3 separate regions of the Homo sapiens genome follow, and regions 2 and 3 are each linked to region 1. Evidence: chromatin contacts called from ENCODE Hi-C data. All regions are on one chromosome and are shown on one strand. Each heading gives the region's core, a stretch centred on a gene start or an enhancer-like site at or near the end of the contact. The rest is flanking DNA. Distances are from core to core; before and after follow the strand shown. Region 1 holds the start of UFM1 (ubiquitin fold modifier 1). Region 2 holds the start of EPSTI1 (epithelial stromal interaction 1). Region 3 holds the start of VWA8 (von Willebrand factor A domain containing 8).

Evidence for each region. Hi-C counts contacts between places; a loop is a spot of excess contacts on that map. Pooled maps may share reads with other maps.
Region 2: a pooled map shows a loop between it and region 1 (15-fold over the local background). The contact joins the promoter of EPSTI1 here to the promoter of UFM1 in region 1. A Hi-C loop is called at or near these places in 6 of 50 pooled maps.
Region 3: a pooled map shows a loop between it and region 1 (11-fold over the local background). The contact joins the promoter of VWA8 here to the promoter of UFM1 in region 1. A Hi-C loop is called at or near these places in 5 of 50 pooled maps.

Annotation. Positions count from the first base shown.
Region 1 is chr13:38,348,205-38,352,215 of GRCh38, reverse strand. UFM1 (ubiquitin fold modifier 1) reads right to left here and starts at 2,365. Exons shown (of 6, transcript NM_016617.4): 1 at 2,295-2,365; 2 at 2,161-2,217. The coding sequence starts at 2,296. RefSeq lists silencers at 1,814-2,028, 2,726-2,835 and an enhancer at 2,406-2,615.
Region 2 is chr13:42,990,683-42,994,693 of GRCh38, reverse strand. EPSTI1 (epithelial stromal interaction 1) reads left to right here and starts at 2,453. Exons shown (of 11, transcript NM_033255.5): 1 at 2,453-2,716. The coding sequence starts at 2,529. RefSeq lists enhancers at 1,820-2,059, 2,320-2,439.
Region 3 is chr13:41,958,808-41,962,818 of GRCh38, reverse strand. It overlaps VWA8 (von Willebrand factor A domain containing 8), which reads left to right and starts at 1,710. Exons shown (of 45, transcript NM_015058.2): 1 at 1,710-1,966. The coding sequence starts at 1,804. VWA8-AS1 (VWA8 antisense RNA 1) reads right to left here and starts at 1,650. Exons shown (of 4, transcript NR_039974.1): 1 at 585-1,650. RefSeq lists a silencer at 1,631-2,040 and enhancers at 2,241-2,380, 2,476-2,976, 2,977-3,477.

The DNA of each region.
Region 1 (4,011 bases), core at 1,116-3,615:
TGAGGAAGGAGAAGAACTGGGAAGGCGGGCGTTGCAGTGAGCCAAGATCGTGCCACTGCACTCCAACCTGGGCAACAGAGCGAGACTTTGTTTCACAAAAAAAAAAAAAAAAAGAAAGAAAGAAAAAAAAACAAACTTCATAGAGGTGAGATTTTTATTACTATAAAATATGTTGTGATCATGAGACTGCATTCTAAGCACAGAAAAGAACATGTGTAAAGGAAGCAAAGATTAAAAGGGCAAGCTTGTCAAGTACCCAAGTACTAGTTACCATGTACTTTGAAAAGAAAATATAGCACAGATACCCTTGTACACACATTTACACGTTATGTGAATTTTCCACACACACATCCTTATACACATACACACACAACTACACACGCACACATACATACTAAACAACAGTTGTACCTACTAAATTCATTCAGTCACCACATATTAACTGAACTGGTACAATGTTCCAGGCTCTTAATGTTATTGTCCTACTCTATCATTTTCTTCCTTCCTTCTCACGCTCTCTTTCGAGTACATTTGCATATTGATGAGAATAATCCAGTAGAAAGGGAAAAACCAATCATGAGGAGAGAGGGGGCACTGGACTCCATCTACTTTAACCTTGACAAGACTGAAATAGATGGGAACTATAGCTCAAGTGGTTTTTCATAGGAGTGAAGTCATTTTTTCCATTCTAACAGGATGGGAAATTAACGGATTTATCCATGTAGTGGTAGGTTTACATTGGTGTAAAGATGATAGAATTTCCCTCTGATGGCTTGATAGCAAGGGAGACAGCAGCTGTGGAAAGTTTGAAATTTTTAAACAATCTTTTCTGAGAATAAGGAGGAAAATGAGCAAACTTGAAGAATGTATTAAGTACTAGGTACTATTAATTGTAGTCATGAATTTAATGTAAACCCTCCAGTCTGTTATTTTCTCCAGGGGCAGTCAGCTATGTACAGATAATACAAACAGCTGGTTTCAGAGTTGGTGTTTCACTAACCAAAATATGCTGAGAGGAGAGACAGGGCCACCAGAGTTGAGGGTGTTTGCATGAGAATGATTTAAAGGTGGACCAATGGACTCTTAACTATATAAGGAGTAAGGTAAGGAATAGAAGTGGGGATAGCTACAGATAAAAAATCACTGTGATTAATGGATTAAATGAAACGTTGTAGATGAGAAATTATAGTAAATCATGTAGGAGAGAATGTATTTATCCATAAGAGTGCCTGTAAACGACATCTCAGAGATGGAGCAATTATTGGAATCTTAAGGTTCTAGGCTGCAACCATGAACACCTGAGATAAAGTGTAACAGGGATATTTTGGAGATGAAAAGATCAAGGGAGGAAAAGGCTGAGAGGTTGTACGGATCATGGATTGGTAAATCATTGAAATTTATCAGTCAGCTAGGTAGGCCAAGGTACTAATTAATTATGCAAAAAATTCTATTGTAATCCTGTTCTTTGCTACATTTCATGCTACTTCCAACTGCAATAACCTCAAGAGTGTTTACTTAAAATCTATCACTCAACTGCGAAGGATAAGTAAAGGCCCCACATGGATAAACTATCCCCTATCTGCATTTCCCATTCCTACCAAATACTCTATTAAATCCCAGCATAGGAAGGGTGTGATCTGAGTCTCATTACTTTGTGATGCCCGACTGCTGAGTTACTCATACACAACGAAACTCAGAAGCCGCGGAATAACAAATGTTCAAGTAATTTCAAAGTCTTGACTATCAAGATGGAATGTCTTCCTTAACTTCCTCAACCAGCTGGCCAAAGCGGTGAAACGCTTTTCTAATATCCAGCAGATGGGGACTGTTTAAGAATCCCAACAAATTACCAGAACCTGGTCCACCTGTCCTCCCGCGCCACCTGCCCACCAAATGAATTCCGAGGGGAGGTCACTAATCAGAAACACACCCACACCCTCGTGACGGGGCCAAGCTGCCAAGCTGACACTTAGCGAGCAAGTACGGACCTCTCCTCGCAGGCTCCGGTGGGAAAGGCTCCTGGAAGGGCGCGAGCCAGGAAAGTAGATGAAGTGAAGAGATGAAGACTGCGTGGGGTAGTTGTTGGAAAAGCTCGGATCATCCCCAACCCAGCCCCGTCTTGTCCGGCCCCAAAAGGCCCATCTCGGCCGAGCTACTCACACTTTGTACGGCAGCCGTGGGTCCGACGTCAGCGTGATCTTAAAGGAAACCTTCGACCTGAGGAAAAGAGCGGGAGAGAGTCAGGGTCGGGCAGCTGGACCAGGAATTATGGCAGTCGGTAAGCAAACACTTACATGGTGGTGCCGGAATGAATCCAGAACACACGACAACTCCGCGGGGGTAGCACGACTTCCTCTAGTGTGCTGGGGACCGCCCCGCTCCACTCACGTCCACGTCTCCCTCTGCAATCTGGGGACCTCCGAAGTTGTTGCTATCCAACGCACTGCCTGAAAATTGGCCCTAAGAGCTCATGCTAGATGGCGCTTTTAAATTACAAATATCTTGTGCTTTTGCGTTTATATATCTAAGAAAAAAGTATGGATTATATTTATAAGATATCTTTCTAACTTTGGTAATTTGCTACCATATTTTTAGTCAGGCAGAATAAGCGTGGGCATAGAGCGTAGGACCCTAGGTTCCAGTTGGCAGGTTGGGGCGGAAGTAAGGGTATGGGGTAGTCGGATGAAGAGCGAGATGGACTTGGGGCGAAGCTCGGGGCGAGGCCGGGGGCGGGGCTGGGGCGGACGCGCTCTAAAGTTTCTAAGGCAACCTGAGCGCGGAAAAGCTTAATTGGTGCTCCAGAAGCAGGAATTGTAACACTGCTTTATCATTAGTTTTCTTCCGTCTTTCCAGCAAACCAATCCTGTTATATCCTTTACATTTCTCATAGTTTCTCCTTCACGCTTTACTTTCCGATACTGATTTATAACTATTGAATTTCGGTTAAGTAAGAGAGCTATCAAGTACGAATTATCTATGCCAAGACTCCCGCTGGGGTGGGTGAGAAAAAATGAGGTTTCTACGTTTGGGGAACGTGGCGTCTAGTTGGGAAGACACATCTATGAACAGGAGATTTCAGTAATTTGTTATATGGTCTAATTAAACCAGTGCGCTGAGTTGCTAATCACTGACCACATTTATTCAATTTAACAACCAACTTTGAACCCTTTCTATTTGCCCGGCGCTAAGCTAAACTCTGGGGAATCCAAGATGAGTAAGGCAGGTAGGCGTCAACTCTCTAGGATCTAACATCCTGTGTAGTGATGACGGAAGAAAATTGTCCTCTAAACTTTATTACAGATCTAAACCTCTGTGTTTGGAAAATATGCGTCTGTCTCACAATGACTGAAATGCCCTTTTAAAACATTAGCATGAATAGACAAAGGAGGAAGCAGGTAGGCATTAAAATAATGGGGCAATCTAGTTGATCTTTAGAATATGCATCAGATTCTTAAGGAGAGATACTTAAGAGAGGAACCAGGAAGGAACTGTAGTAGGGATAATGGAGATCAAATTCATCTTTACAATAATTTTGCAGCCAACTGATCTTCTATGGTGACATTTCCCAGTGGAGAGAGTTCTGGTTCTGAGTAGGCAAGTAAGACTCCAACATTCTCATGACAGCCATCCTCACTTTTTAAAATAATGGTCTTACCATATATGTAGATGAAGCCAAATATTGATTGACAGATACAGGGATCAACAGTTACAGCCTTAATAGCTGAAACTATTCAATTAGTGGGTGTGACTAAAACTTGTGAGAATAGTAATAAGGATAAAACTGTGATTGTGTCTACCTATTGTCAGCTAGCCAAATAATAATGAAAGAGATGAGTGTACATATTTACAGTCTATAAGACTACATATAATATATTTTGAAACAAAATTTGCATCCTGCTATTTATAGTTTGGTTTCTGCTCATGAATCAAAACGTGGCAAAATCCTAAAGAGAAAAATGGATATTAATCAGAGAGCTTTTATTGTATGTATAAAAAGTGGTGAAAACAGAA
Region 2 (4,011 bases), core at 1,204-3,703, 4.6 Mb before region 1:
ACTGTGAAGATCAGGATTTTTCAACTTCAACACTGTTGACACGTGGGGCAGGACAACTCTTTGTCATGTGGGCCTATTCTGTGCATTGTAGGATGTTTAGGAGCATCCCCGGCCTTTACACACTAGATGCTAGCAGCACCTACCCACTTTGAGGCTTCACAATCAAAAATATGTCCAGGCATTGCCAGATGTCTGCTAGAGGAAAAATCAACTCCATTTGAGAACCACTGATGTGGATGATCTCTATTCCTCACAATACCCACATGAGGCAGAGGAGGAAACTGGATCTCTGAGGAATTAAGAGATTTGGCCTTGGTTGTGTGGCCAGTATGTGGCAAAGCTGGTCTCAAAGCACTATAAAAGCCATCTCCCCTTCTCTCTGCTGCCTTCCAGTACTCAATTCTCTCTTTCATCTAGTTTTTATCTATGCTAATCTCTCATGTGAAATGTCTTTTATGTTTTATTTATTTGTTTTGTAGAGATGAGGTCTTACCATGCTGCCCAGGCTGGCCTTAAACTCCTGGCCTCAGGTGATCCTCCTGCCTCAGCCTCCAAAAGTGCTGGGATTACAGGCATGAGCAACTGAGCCTGGCCCATGTGAAATGTCTTGATTTTGCTCCCCACTTTCTGGGTTGCCTTAGCTCAGATCTGTATTTCTTACCTAGACGTAACTAGGCTCTGAATTTATCTTCCCGATTTCAGTCTCTTCATCTTTCAATCTCCGTTTTCACATTGTTAGAAGCTAACTTTGTAAAACAGATATTATTGAGTAACTGCCCTATTGAAAAACTTCCTGTGCCTTCCACATTGCCTACAACAGTGGTTCCCAAAGGGTGATCCTGAGACTGGCATCATTGGTATCACCTGGAAATTTGTTAGAAATGCAAATCCTTGGGCCCCATCCCAGACCTGAATCAGAAACTATATATATATATTTTTGAGATGGAGTCTCTCTCTGTCGCCCAGGTGGAGGTGGGGTTTCGCCACGTTGGCTAGGCTGGTCTTCAACTCCTGATCTCCAGGTAATCCTCCTGCCTCGGCCTCCAAAAGTACTGGAATTACAGGAGTGAGCCACCGTGCCTGGCCATAAATCTGTTTTAACGCACCCTCCTCCAAGTGGTTCTGATGCTTACTGAAATTTGTGAAACTCTGGCCTACTCTACAAAACCCTAATGTCTTAGGATGGCATAGAAATCCTGACTGACTTTCCTACCATGTTCCTTGTCATTATTTTCTCCTCTCCTGTCCCACCCTGGCCCACCCTTCAATTTCATTCTTTCATTAGCTATCAAACCTGTATGTGTCTTTTTGTTCTAAGCACCAATAATATAAGGAAGACAGTCCAGCTCCTAACTGTCTTGCTGACCTAGGACTGGGGTGCTCCAGCCACATGACAACCCCTGGAATTAAGTACACACCATGTCATTTTAAGTGACAAGCCTCTGCCATAGCATCTCCTTCTTCTTGGTGAATTCCTATGTCTTTGGTGGCTCATTCTCAAATGTCCCTGTTCCTGAATTACTCAGAGGGCTAATCCCCAGTTTCTCTGTGCCTCCACAGCTGCCTGTCATTTCATTTATCCCAAAGTGGCATTCCCATTTGTTTACCTGTCTACTAGGATACTCCTAGAATGCAGGTAGCATGAGGGAAGAGCCTTCACTCATCTTTGTGTAGACGGCATTGTGACCCTGGTGACCAACCCTGGCACACATCAGAATCATCTGGGAGCTTTTCAAAAATATGAATGCCAGAGCTCACCCCTGAACCTACAGGAACTGAGCCTTACACATCCATATTTTAAAATGTCCCCACATCACCGTTGCACACTGTTCTGCACAGAGCAGGTATTTTTAATAGTTCTCGAATGTCTAGTCAATTACTTAGCAAGGCTGCCTGGAGAATCATGTCTACCTTAGCTTACTTCTCCGGCTTTGTAGGTTTTTGTTTTCTTTTGATTTCAGTTTCCATTTCCTCTAACTTGAAAGTATGTGCATTGGTAACAGCCACACAGCAGTCATTACTGATAAAAGGCGACATTTTGTTGAGATGATTTTAGTTATTGACCTAATCTCTGGTATTTTAAGGTTAATATATTTTTTACAGTCTCAAATATCCAGCGGTAACCTCAAATTAGAGTTGCCTGTTAAACAGTTTCTCAAGTATCTTTCAGGATTGTAGTCACTCTGCGGGCTAATCGCTCACCAGGTGTCCGTGGCTGATCCCAGTTATTCTGATTAACCTCTAAGGTGATTGTGAGACTTTAAACCGTCTCACCTGTAGCCGACCAAGCCAGCTCAAGTCAACATCCTGGGCTGTTAACCCGCGATAAGGTCGGACGGGGCCTCAGTGGAGAATACGTGGGGAAGTTCTCTGGGGCGGGCGCAGTCTGCTGCTGATTCTGAGAAACCGAAACTCAGCTGTTAAAACCGCTGCCTCTGCACTTTGGAATCCCATCTTGAGACTCGCTAAGCGTCCCAGCCGCATCCCTCCCGCAGCGACGGCGGCCCGGGACCCGCGGGCTGTGAACCATGAACACCCGCAATAGAGTGGTGAACTCCGGGCTCGGCGCCTCCCCTGCCTCCCGCCCGACCCGGGATCCCCAGGACCCTTCTGGGCGGCAAGGGGAGCTGAGCCCCGTGGAAGACCAGAGAGAGGGTTTGGAGGCAGCCCCTAAGGGCCCTTCGCGGGAGAGCGTCGTGCACGCGGGCCAGAGGCGGTGAGTATTTTAACAACCTGGCTTCGGGGCGGGAGCCCGGGCCCCAAACATACTCACTCACAAGCACCTTGGTCCTTGGAGTTTAAAACCACAGGGGCCCAACAACAGGGATTTTGACTGAATGAAAGCTCATTTGCTTAAATGAAAGTATCCATGCCGCACCTTATAAATTGAGTCGGCTAGTTTGCAGTCCTTTGGTAAATAACCAGCCCGGTTCCTTCCAGGAATACTACTTTCCTGATTTTTGTGACTGGCTACAGGATTGAAAGATATGGGTGTGTCGGAACTGCCTAGGCATCCAGTAAGATGTCATTTTCCAGGTATCTCCAGAACTCATACTCCAACCAGTATGGAAATAACTTTTCCCTTACTGTTTTTAAAAATTTGGTGCTGGGCCAGGCGCGTTGGCTCAAGCCTGTTATCCCAGCACTTTGGGAGGCCAAGGCAGGCAGATCACCTGAGGTCAGGAGTTCGAAACCAGCCTGGCCAACATGGTGAAACCCAGTCTTTACTAAAAATAAAAAATAAGCTGGGTGTGATGGCACGTGCCTGTAGTCCCAGCTACCTGGGAGGCTGAGGTAGGAGAATCGCTTGAACCCGGGAGGCGGAGGTTGCAGTGAGCGGAAATTGCGCCATTGCACTCCAGCCTGGGCAACAGAGCGAGACTGTCTCAAAACAAAACAAAACAGAAAAACAAAACTTGGTGTCCTAAACGGAATTACTGTATCAGACACTAACAGGTAAGGGTCAACAAGAAATGTGATATGGGGTAGAAGGTTCAAATTCTGCCTCTAGGTAGGAGCAAGCCTACGTCCCAGCAAGACTCGCAGATAAACTAGCCTCTTACAACCAGAGGAGTGGAGCTGAGAGAGTGAGGAGGTGAGTGACCATAGTACCTCTCATCCCTGATGTTGATATGTGCTCTATGCAGGAACAGATAGGTAGCTTTTATTCCTGGTCTTTGGTTCAGGGACTGCAGTGAGTATCCGGGAAACATTTATTAAGCAAGTGTCATGAGCCTCTCTTTCTAGCCAATGGAATGAACTTTAACTCAACAGTATGGTTTATCACAACATCACTGCCTTTGAAGTGCTGCCTCTGTGAATTGGAACTGTCCAGATGGTTTTATTTTTAGTCTCTCCTTTTTCATCGACTTCTAGTCTCTGAAAGACAAACCCTGGTTGCTAAGAAACAGTATATAACCTTATGGCCGATAAACAGTAGATTTTCTTTCATCCCTTAGCTTTTGGAAAGTACCAGGCCTTTAATATTATTATTTAGCTTAGGTTTACCCT
Region 3 (4,011 bases), core at 461-2,960, 3.6 Mb before region 1:
AAAATTAGCCAGGCACAGTGGTGCACGCCTGTAGTCTCAGCTACTAGGGAGGCTGAAGCAGGAGGATCACTCGAGCCCAGGAGTTCGAGGTTGCAATGAGCTATAATACTGCCGCTGCACCCCAGCCTGGGCAACAGAGTGAGACTTTGTCTCTAAAAAAAATAAAACTAGGCAAAAAATGTTGTTGAATGCTCTAACTTGTGTTGATCTCTCCATTGTCTTAACTCCAAGAGCTCTTAGTGCTTATATCAACCACTTTGCAAAATTGCCTTAGGTTGTTCTCCCATTCTTTCAGGTGTCTACTGAGTTCCAGCGAGATTAAATGGAGATATCTTGACCAAGGTATTCAATTCTTCTAGCCTCAGTTTCTTCATCTGTAAAACGGAGGATAATAATAGTACCTCAAAGCATTTTTATGTGAAATGGGATAATTCATTAAAATCTTGATACATACAATGTGCTCAAAGTAGGAAAAGCATTTTATAAGCTTACATCCTAAATTTATGTCTTAGGGTTGCTATGAGGATTAAATGAGAAGATACACATGAAACGAAGTCATAATATATTGTGTAACTACTTATTACCTTTATTTTCACTGTCTCCTCATCTAGGTTAGAAGCCTGGTTCAGCCTTCATTCCTCAAGTTCTTCCGCTGGATGCCCAAAGCCTTCCTTACCTAGCCTTGTTTGACTTTTACAGTCTCCACTCTAACACTCTCTTCTCAGCACTCATCACAGGGTCAGGCGCAGGGTAGGTGCTATGTATTTAGACAGTGGCAGCTCTAGAATTAGCAAGGTCTTTAGCTGAAAGTGAGGTCTTCTGCCTTCTTTTTGATGTTTGCTTGTATAACTTGTCTCAAATATTTTGCCTTAGTCAATTCACTGTGACATTTTGGGGATGCAGTCTAATTACATTAGGCTTAGTTTGCTTTGTGGTAGGACCATTTCCGATGTTGGAATGTACAAGAGGGAGGCAGCCTTAGCCAGTGTCCTACTTTTTCCTTTACTAAAGACATAAATCATCTTTATATAACTTTTGTATTACAGCATGACTAGAAAAGTGCTTGATCTGGATCCTTTCTGATATTTAAGCAATTTCCATCTATCACTAAGATGTGAATTTTTTCCTTAGAATTTAGGAAGCGGTAATAAAACACAGAAACAAACAACCACCACCAAAAGGACAAAGGGTAAAGCTTTCACGTACGGTTTGGAAACACTAGTGTGGTTACAATGAATCAAGACAGTTGTGAAAGTTCCCATCATCTTGTGCATGTTTTCTCCATTTCCGAAATCTGAAGCCGAATACAGGGAAAGCTCCCTATACTTACTGGGCCTTTAACTAAGAAACGAAGACTTGGGGCAAGCATCTGAAGAGTCACACCGACAAATGCTCCTAAAACCCTTGGCATTTACTGAACTCCTGAGATTCTGTGGGATCGCAGGGAAACGGCGGGTGAAGGCCTGGTGCATCCAGGTGAACAGACAGTCTCACGGACTGCGAGGCGCTTGCCAGAGCCCAGCGCCGCAGCTCGGAGCACCCCCGCGGTGCGGGCAGTCCCGGGACGGTGCCGGCTCTTTGGGCTGGAGCTCCGCAGGCTCTTTCCGCCCGTCTGGGCCATGCAGGGCCGGGTAGGGCCGGGCTGAGTCTACTGAGCCGGCCGCGCCGCGGGGGAAGGAGTTTCCGGCGGACTCGGCTAGGTGCCGCTTCCTGTCCCCTTCTCCGCGCTGCCTCACGGTGCCTGCACGGGACGCCGCTCGATCCCCGAGCCCCCTCGCCGTCCCCGACAGCCCCCCCGGCGCCATGCAATCCCGGCTTCTACTCCTCGGGGCACCCGGAGGCCACGGCGGCCCGGCCTCGCGGCGCATGCGGCTGCTCCTGCGGCAGGTGGTGCAGCGCAGGCCGGGTGGCGACAGGCAGCGGCCGGAGGTCAGACTGTTGCACGCCGGCTCGGGGGCCGACACAGGTAACTCGGGGTGCGCCCCTGTCCTCCCTGGTGCCCCTGCGCTCCGTGCCGGGTCCCCGCGCGCCCCCGCCCCTCCTCTCTGTTGCTTCGCTGCGCTTGGAAGGACCGTTTGCCGAGCGGGGAGCTGAAAGATTGAGGTTCTAGTCCCGACCTCGGCGCTAACTGCTGTGTAACGTGGGGGCAAGGCGCTCGCCCTCTCTGTGCCTGATTCTGCAACCCGAGGGGTCTGGACTAAGGTTTCTGATGACCTAGAAGAGTGATTTCTCCTTCCCCTGCCGCTGCCTTTACCCCCAGAATTCTGACTTAGGTTATAATACTCGTAGAGGTTAATGCCTCAGCCCTATGGAATTATTGAAAGCTGGATTTGACCTTGCTCTCTGAGCCTCAAGGGCCTGGAAGCCGGTCTGTGTCATGTTCTAGCCAGGGCTTGTGGCGGCTTAGAAGGGAACATTCTTGCCAAAGAACCCATAGTTCACGGTGTTTTAAATGCATCCCCGAGCCTTTCCAAGTTTTACAGGAGTTTTCCTTAAAGTTTCACGTAATTCTTAGAGCTGACAGTTACACCTTAATTTAGTTAAAACACTTGCCTCTACAAATGAGGTAATTGAAACCCAGAAGGGAAAAGTGATTCGCTGGAGAACACACAACTAATTACTATGCTAGAATCACATGCTTTGATTTCTAAGCTCAGTATTTTTTGGCTCTACTTGAGCTGGTTTTAGGAATTCTTTTTCTTGTGTGTTGGTGGAGTTAGAGTTACTGTGATGGTTAAGGAAAGGATATCTGTTGTTGCTACCCTTGAATGGTGAAGTGATTCCAGACAAGATTTTGTCAATGTCAGTGCTGCTTGGAATAACAGGTTTTCACTATGAAATTGTAGGTTTCGTTGTCCTCTTGCATTTTCCCCGCAACCCCCAGTTTTCCTTGCTAAGAAATGAGCATATGGGCCGGGCGCGGTGGCTCACGCCTGTAATCCCAGCACTTTGGGAGGCTGAGGCGGGCGGATCACGGGGTCAGGAGATCGAGACCATCCTGGCTAACACGGTGAAACCCCCGTGTCTACTAAAAAGAAAATACAGAAAAATTAGCCGGGCGTGGTGGCGGGCGCCAGTAATCCCAGCTACTCCGGAGGCTGAGGCAGAAGAATGGCGTGAACCCGGGAGGCGGAGCTTGGAGTGACCGGAGCCACTGCACTCCGGCCTGGGCGACAGAGCAAGACTCCATCTCAAAAAAAAAAAAAAAAAAAGCATATTTAGGTCCCACGTATTTCGTTTTATTCATTGAAGACATACACCACCCCCGTCCCCCACCATAGTGTTGCAATTTCAAATTTTACTTTTTGTTTTTTTTTTTTTTTTTGCTTTTTCTCAATTACTCTCACTTCTGGGCTGTTTATTCATTTGTTTTTTACATTTTTTGTGTGTTCTTTATTTGTTTTTTGCTCCTTTGCCCTAGAAGGCAGAGGTCAAAGGTGGAAGTATAGCATAAACTATAGGTTGGGTTTTGGAGTTAAACAATTTGGGTTGGAATCCACTTATCCACTATCTAACCATGGGTCGTTGAGGGTAGGTTACTTAACTTTGTGTCCTAGTTTTCTTAACTGTAAAAGGATAAGAAGAATATATCTATTATGGTTGTTGTGAGGATTTATTAATTAATATAATCTGTGGCACATATTAATGCTCAATAAAAGTTAGCTTTTTTATTCTTAGTATGTACAGTTTTAGCTATTTGAGAATTATTCTGTTTCCTTGCCTTTAGAAGACATGAAACCAAGTTTGTTTAGATTCAGGACTGTTCAGACTATCTGGGTAGGCAGATTTAGCCGAGTGAATTGACTTGAACTTTTTAAAAAACAATTGTTCTTTGTACATGGATAATACATGTTGATTGTAAAAACACATGTGGGTGTGAGTTTTTAAAGTCTGTATTATATACGTATTGGTAGATAAGTTGTAAATGTCCTCAAATTTTGTTATAGCCAGTAAATCAAAGTATAGGCTTTGCTTCAAATGTGAGAGTCATGGACATATTACAGAGAACAT